Regions from separate parts of the Mus musculus genome. Here region 1 is linked to region 2. The links are chromatin contacts, found by Hi-C or POLR2A ChIA-PET in ENCODE. All regions are on one chromosome and are shown on one strand. The core of a region is the stretch at or near the end of the contact, and the rest is flanking DNA. Distances in the headings are between cores, read along the strand shown.

What was found. A loop is a pair of places that touch in the nucleus more often than their neighbours do. ChIA-PET counts read pairs that join two places held with the same protein, here RNA polymerase II (POLR2A).
Region 1: a loop to region 2 is called in a map of left cerebral cortex, with 4 times the contacts of the local background. The contact joins the promoter of Srcin1 here to the enhancer-like site in region 2. A Hi-C loop is called at or near these places in 11 of 37 maps with a recorded cell type or tissue (CH12.LX, adrenal gland, heart and 1 more). POLR2A ChIA-PET finds 5 or more read pairs at or near these places in 5 of 5 experiments (Patski and embryonic stem cell).

What each region holds. Positions count from the first base shown.
Region 1 is chr11:97,573,784-97,576,483 of GRCm38, forward strand. Srcin1 (SRC kinase signaling inhibitor 1) reads right to left here and starts at 1,343. Exons shown (of 20, transcript NM_018873.2): 1 at 1,185-1,343. The coding sequence starts at 1,206.
Region 2 is chr11:97,530,554-97,533,253 of GRCm38, forward strand. Srcin1 (SRC kinase signaling inhibitor 1) reads right to left here. Exons shown (of 20, transcript NM_018873.2): 11 at 2,469-2,659; 12 at 1,251-1,426. Among named protein-coding and RNA genes, the nearest start is that of 4933428G20Rik, 32 kb to the left of the region's middle. Within about 2 kb of position 1,323, at least 2 of the 3 ENCODE cell types and tissues checked have a DNase peak (open chromatin) inside an H3K27ac peak, as active enhancers do; they include heart and left cerebral cortex, where a contact is called at or near this core.

The DNA of each region.
Region 1 (2,700 bases), core at 93-2,592, 43 kb after region 2:
GATCCGGCTCACCTGGCTCCCCTCGGCCCCCAGGGTCCCTCGGTCCAACCTCCTCCCTGGGAGAACGGGCGCGACCCTCGGCGGTCCTCTCCCACCAGGCCAGGGCGAAGCGCCGGAGGCACTGCCAGGGCTGCATGGGGAGGCGTGGGGCTGGGGGCGCGCACCAGCAGCCACACACGCCCCACAGGGCCCTGCCAGCTGAGCTGCGGAGGCACCCGGCCGGCCCCCTCTACTGCCACCAGCATCCTGCTGCCCCCACCGACAGGACTCGGAGCTGGCCCAGGAGCTTCTGACGTAGCAGGGGGGTGCGTGGGAGGGGAGGGGGGGCCACGCGAGTCCCCTCCCCAGCCCCGCCCCTCTACTTTTCCAGCCCCCTGCAGTCCCCACCTCCACATCACCCCGGACGCCCTACCCAGCTGGGGGCGCCCTTCTTTACCCCTTGCGTCTGCAAGGGGAGGATTTAAGATCCAGAAGCCCCTCCCTCGATCCCTCCCTCTCCAGGGCCCTCCCTACCCACCACCCAGCAAGCCGGGAGCAGGTCCCCAGTTTCTGCAACTCCTGTGGAGGCTAGGAGGTCTCCAGGGCTAGGGCCTCGAGGTGCAGGGGGTGGGGTGTAGAATGCAGCTTTGTATCCTGGCAACACAACCAAACCCAGAGCGCTCTCAGTCCGCTGCTTCCCTGAGGGACTGGCACGAAGGGTCCAGCACTACCAGCCCAGCGCCTGCACCCCATTCTGAGAGCTGAGGCGGGATGTGGTTCTCTTGCATTCATCCCTTGTCCCTTCCCCCTTCAACAACCCTAGCTTCCACCTCGCATGGACCCCTCCCCTCCCCCCGACTCTCTTCGCCATCCCCCTTCACCCACCCCTCCCCCTTACATTGTAACCCCAGGTCCCCTCCCCCCGGGCACCGCGAGGCCCTTCCCGCCGGGTCCCCAGCTTCGCCGGCTCCAGACCCTCTCTGCTCCCTGCGCTCTCCCTCCCTGGCCCGTCCCAGCCCGGCGCGCAGCGGTACCCTGCCCCCCGTAACACCTGCGCCCAGAGCATCCCTCGCCCGGCCGGCCGCCGCCTCCCGGGCCCGGCCGCCGCCCCCGCCCCCGGCCGAGGGGAAAACACACAAAGAAAACAGAAATACCTTCCACTTAAGCATGGAGGCACATTAGGGAGGAGAGAGACAGGGACATGCCTTGGGACGGAGCGTTCCCCATCGGGCGGGGGCGCGGGGGGCGGGGGCCCCGGGCCGGCCTGCCTGGCGCTCGCCCTCTCGCCGCCTCGCGGGCTTCTCGCTCGGCCCCAGCCCCGGGGCGCGGTGCCAGGCGGGCGGGCCGGGGGCGCGGGCCCCGCCGGGGTGGACCAGCTTGGGAGGGCGCCGGCGGCCGGGCGTGTGGGTGCGCGCGCGCGCGGGCGTGTCACCGAGTGTGCGAGAGCGAGTGTGTGTGTGTGTGTCTCTGTGTGTGTGCGCGCGAGTGCGCGCGTGCGGCCGGCGCGGGTGTGTCACTGCGGGCGGGAGCGCGCACGATGCGGGCACGCGCGTGTGGCCGGATGGTACAAAGGGCCGCCGGGGGTGGCGGGGAGCGGGGGAAGGGAAGGGGCACTGCGCCTCCTCGCGCCCTCCAGCAGCACACCCGGATCCCGCAGCGCGCCGCCCGGACTAGGGTGCGGGGCGCGCTCACGCTCCTCCCCCCCCCCCAAACTCCACCTGCTTCCCCCACCCTCAGCGGTCCTCCTGCTGCGGTAGAGACAAATGCGTTGACCCCAGAGTGGCCTCGAAAGAGGCACCTGGGGAGGTGACTCTTTGGGTCTCCAAGCACCCTCAACGCTTTGGGACAAAAAATAAAAAAAGCACTTCGGGTTCGTTGAAGCAGGGCTTGAGGCTGGGGAGGGGACGAGAGAATCAGGGATCGCTCCAGCCAAGGTGACCTCGGAGCGCCACAGTCGTTCTACGCCTGGAGAGCCGAGACACCTACCCCCCCCCACCCCCAGTGCAGCGTACCCCTCTATGGTCGCGCCTCCTCACCTCTGCCCTTCCCCCTTCCTCAGCTACCACTGGGCCAGGGACCTGGCTCCCAGACGCCCCCTGCTGGACGTCCTCCTGGCCCCTACTTCGGATTCCTGCCCCTACCGCAGGCGTGAGCAGGTACTGCGTGAGATTGAAGAGACACTGATCCCTTCTGAAGTGGACCCCAAAGTAGGCCGTCACAGACTCTGTCTTTTCACGCCTCTTCTGGGGACACCTTTGCCATCTCCAAAGCAGCTTGTAGTGCGCCAGGAGGAGTGCCCCACCCTGGTTCACCTTACTGGGCCTACCTGCGGATGATACAAACTTCTCCATCTCCAGCTCGGACCCAGACACACGATGACCTTTGGAACTCAGGCTTCTCCCTGCTTCCTTCCCTCGGGTTCTGTGGCCAGTTCCCTCTCTCGGAAGCTTCTTTTCAAGAGAGGCAGGTGGGCTGAGCTTTCTGCCCGTTTTATTTACTCCTGGCATTCCCAAAGGCAGTTCAGATGGTCAAGAAAATGCCACCCAGTGCCTGCATCTCTTCCCTACAGGCCACCTGGCAGAATGACTGGCAGACCGGGCTCAGGAGAGGAGACCCCACCCCAAGTGGCCCAGATGACAAACCGGTTTCCCCACTTCTTGGTCTACCCAGTCCCAGCCTTAATCTGGGCTCTCCTACTTTTCTGCCCGCCCCTAGGCTTGC
Region 2 (2,700 bases), core at 73-2,572:
GAAACAGAATCCCTGACACAGCGTGGCAGTCTCCGGTCTGCTTAAAGATCTGCGGTGGCTGTCACTACGTCATCCCACCGAGACAGGATGGTGACTTGGAGTTACTGCTGCTGGCTCATTACCATGTAAGGGGGCTCCTCACTGCATTTCAGCTGCATGGGGGGGTGTGACACAGGATCTTACCTTAAACATTACCAAAATGCATACCAGGTTTACCTGGGACCCCATTGTGTGACCACCTCATAAAGCCCCGGTAAGGCCCCAAATATGACTTAGTGGGGTAGCACCCTAGAACAGTTTTCTTGGCTCCCTGGTTCTAAGTCCCTTAGCACAGTCAGGCCCTCAGCTGTTTCCAAAAGAACTGTAAAAATATCAGCACTGATGACAATGCTGAAGCACGGAGGGGGTGGCAGCCACCTTCTTCACGTAGCCCCTAGATTCTGGAGCTGTCTCTGGATCCCCTACTGCCCCGTGTCACTAAAAAGGACCACAAGAAAGGAAGGGGCCTTTGCCTCAGCCCAAACAACTCAGGAGAAAAGGCTGCGGTTAGATGATGGCGCTGCTTCCTGAATGGACAGGGGAAAACTGCAGCATCCCCCTTCGCAGGTGCCAGACAATGGAATTGTGGCCAGACAGCCATTTGCTAAATCTGGATCAGACAGTCTTCTGTTAACCCTTCCATGTCTAAGCAGGGTTGGGTTATTCTCTGTTTATCCTTCTTCAAGACTACTAGAGCCTGGCTTCACTTTGCAGAGGAAGGGAAGGGTTTTCTTTGATGCTTGGTCTCAGGGATCAGGGTGGTAAGGGGTCAGGAACCACCTGGGCATGTGACAACATCCCTGTCGTTGCACCTTCTGGTTCAACCCAAGGGTGAAGCTGTATTGGTCTTAGGTCAGAAGGAAAGCAGGCACAGGGTAGAGGGAAAACAGACGGCTGGCGTTATGAGAGTAGGCAGCAGGCCATAGGAAGCGATACCATGGCAGAGGCAGGCACCAAGCCAGAAAAAAAGAAATCAGGAATTGTGCCAGATGGCCAAAGGTTTGTGGGTCATAGAGAAATCAGGCCACAGTGAAGGGTGAAATCAGACTTCAGAACACCAACAAACGTCATCTGTGATTTCAAATAAAGGACCTGCACCTTCCATATGAGCCAGGCTGTTCACCGAAGCCGCATCGTGCCCCCTTCTCCCCTGAGAAGTCTCCGGTCCTCTCCCCACCCCGCAACCCCTACACGCCTGGACCCAGCCTCACTTGAGCTGCTGAGTAATGAGCTCCTCGTCGTTGAGGTAACGCAAACGCTCCTCCTCCACCAGGGTGCGCTGCCGCTGCAGCGGGTCCTCCTGCCGCCGCGCCGCCTCCGACACGCGCATGCTCAGCTCCGCCTCGGTGCGCTTCAGCAGCGCGCGCACCGACTCCTGGTTCTGGAGCTGCGGAACGCAAGAATGCTCGCGTGGACCGGGTGGAAGGAGGACGCATGTTGGGAAGGGTGGGCAGAGGGCAGCCCCGCGTAAGCAAAGCTTCACAGAAGACTGGGTTGCTGGGCTATGGGTGTGTGCTGCCCCGAAGGCGTGGCAAGGTAGAGAGAGGAGTTGGGGAGAACCCAATAGGAGATCCCGGCCAGGGATGATAAGGCTCATGGAGGAGGCAAAGTTATACTGGGCTTCACCCAAGGCGACATGGCTGTGAGCAGCGGCGAAGACTGGGACAGCTGGGCAGGGAGATCAAGGTTATATTCTGGAGAAATATAGGGGCAGAAGAACAGGATGAGAATTTCTGTGGCCAAAGAGTAACACTAGATAAGGCCCTGACGACAGTGTGACTGTGGACCTGTGGCCTCAAGAAGCCCTGAGTGGAGACAAGACCTGAGGTGAAGGATTCAAAGTGAGATCTATAGGGTCTGCCGATGTAGTAGGAACTGCAAGACGAGTGCCCCAATTGACGTGGGTGGCCAAGATCTTATCTGTGGCCCAGATGGCAGCTCTCTGCCCTCCGCTCCCAGCTTGTCTCTGCTCATTATCCTCACCTGACAAGCCCTAAGCCCCTCTTGAAGAGCCGGCACGAAGATGCCAGGCTCCTGACAGGTGGAACCATCTGCCAGGCAGGGAGGGACAGCCACTCCAGGCTCAGAAAGGGGGAGCTGAGGAGACTTGGGGAATAAGGTTACAGGATCTGAAGGAACTGGGACCACCGCAAAGGATAGTGCATGGAGGGAGTGGTGGGCACAGCTCAGAAATGAGGAAGGGGACTAGGACTCAATGACGTGTCGGGGCTTGGTGAGGTTTAATAGTTAAGTGGAAACTAGAAGGGGAGGCAGACAATGGGTCTGAAGAAGGACCACTGAGCAATGAGGGACTCCGCTCGCTGGAGCGAAATGCTGGGGAAAGGTGGGGCAGCATTTGCAGAGAGGTTACAGCTGGTAGGTGAGGGTGGGGTAGGTGGGGTGTGCGGTGGGCGGGGAGGGGGCGGTACCTGGAGCTTGCGCAGCTGCTGAAGCTGGCCACGCAGGTCGCTAGCGCTGTTCTGTAGGCCACGCAGATGCAGCTGCATCTGCAGACGGCTGACAGCAGTGGGCTGCCCTGCAGGGGTGCTGCTGGCCGAGGGCGGGGGAGGGCCCGACACCGGAGTGGCCCCGCTACTCTTACTGCCTGACCCACACACTGCTGAGAGAGACCAGAAGAATGAGCCATCAGGAGAGTGGAGC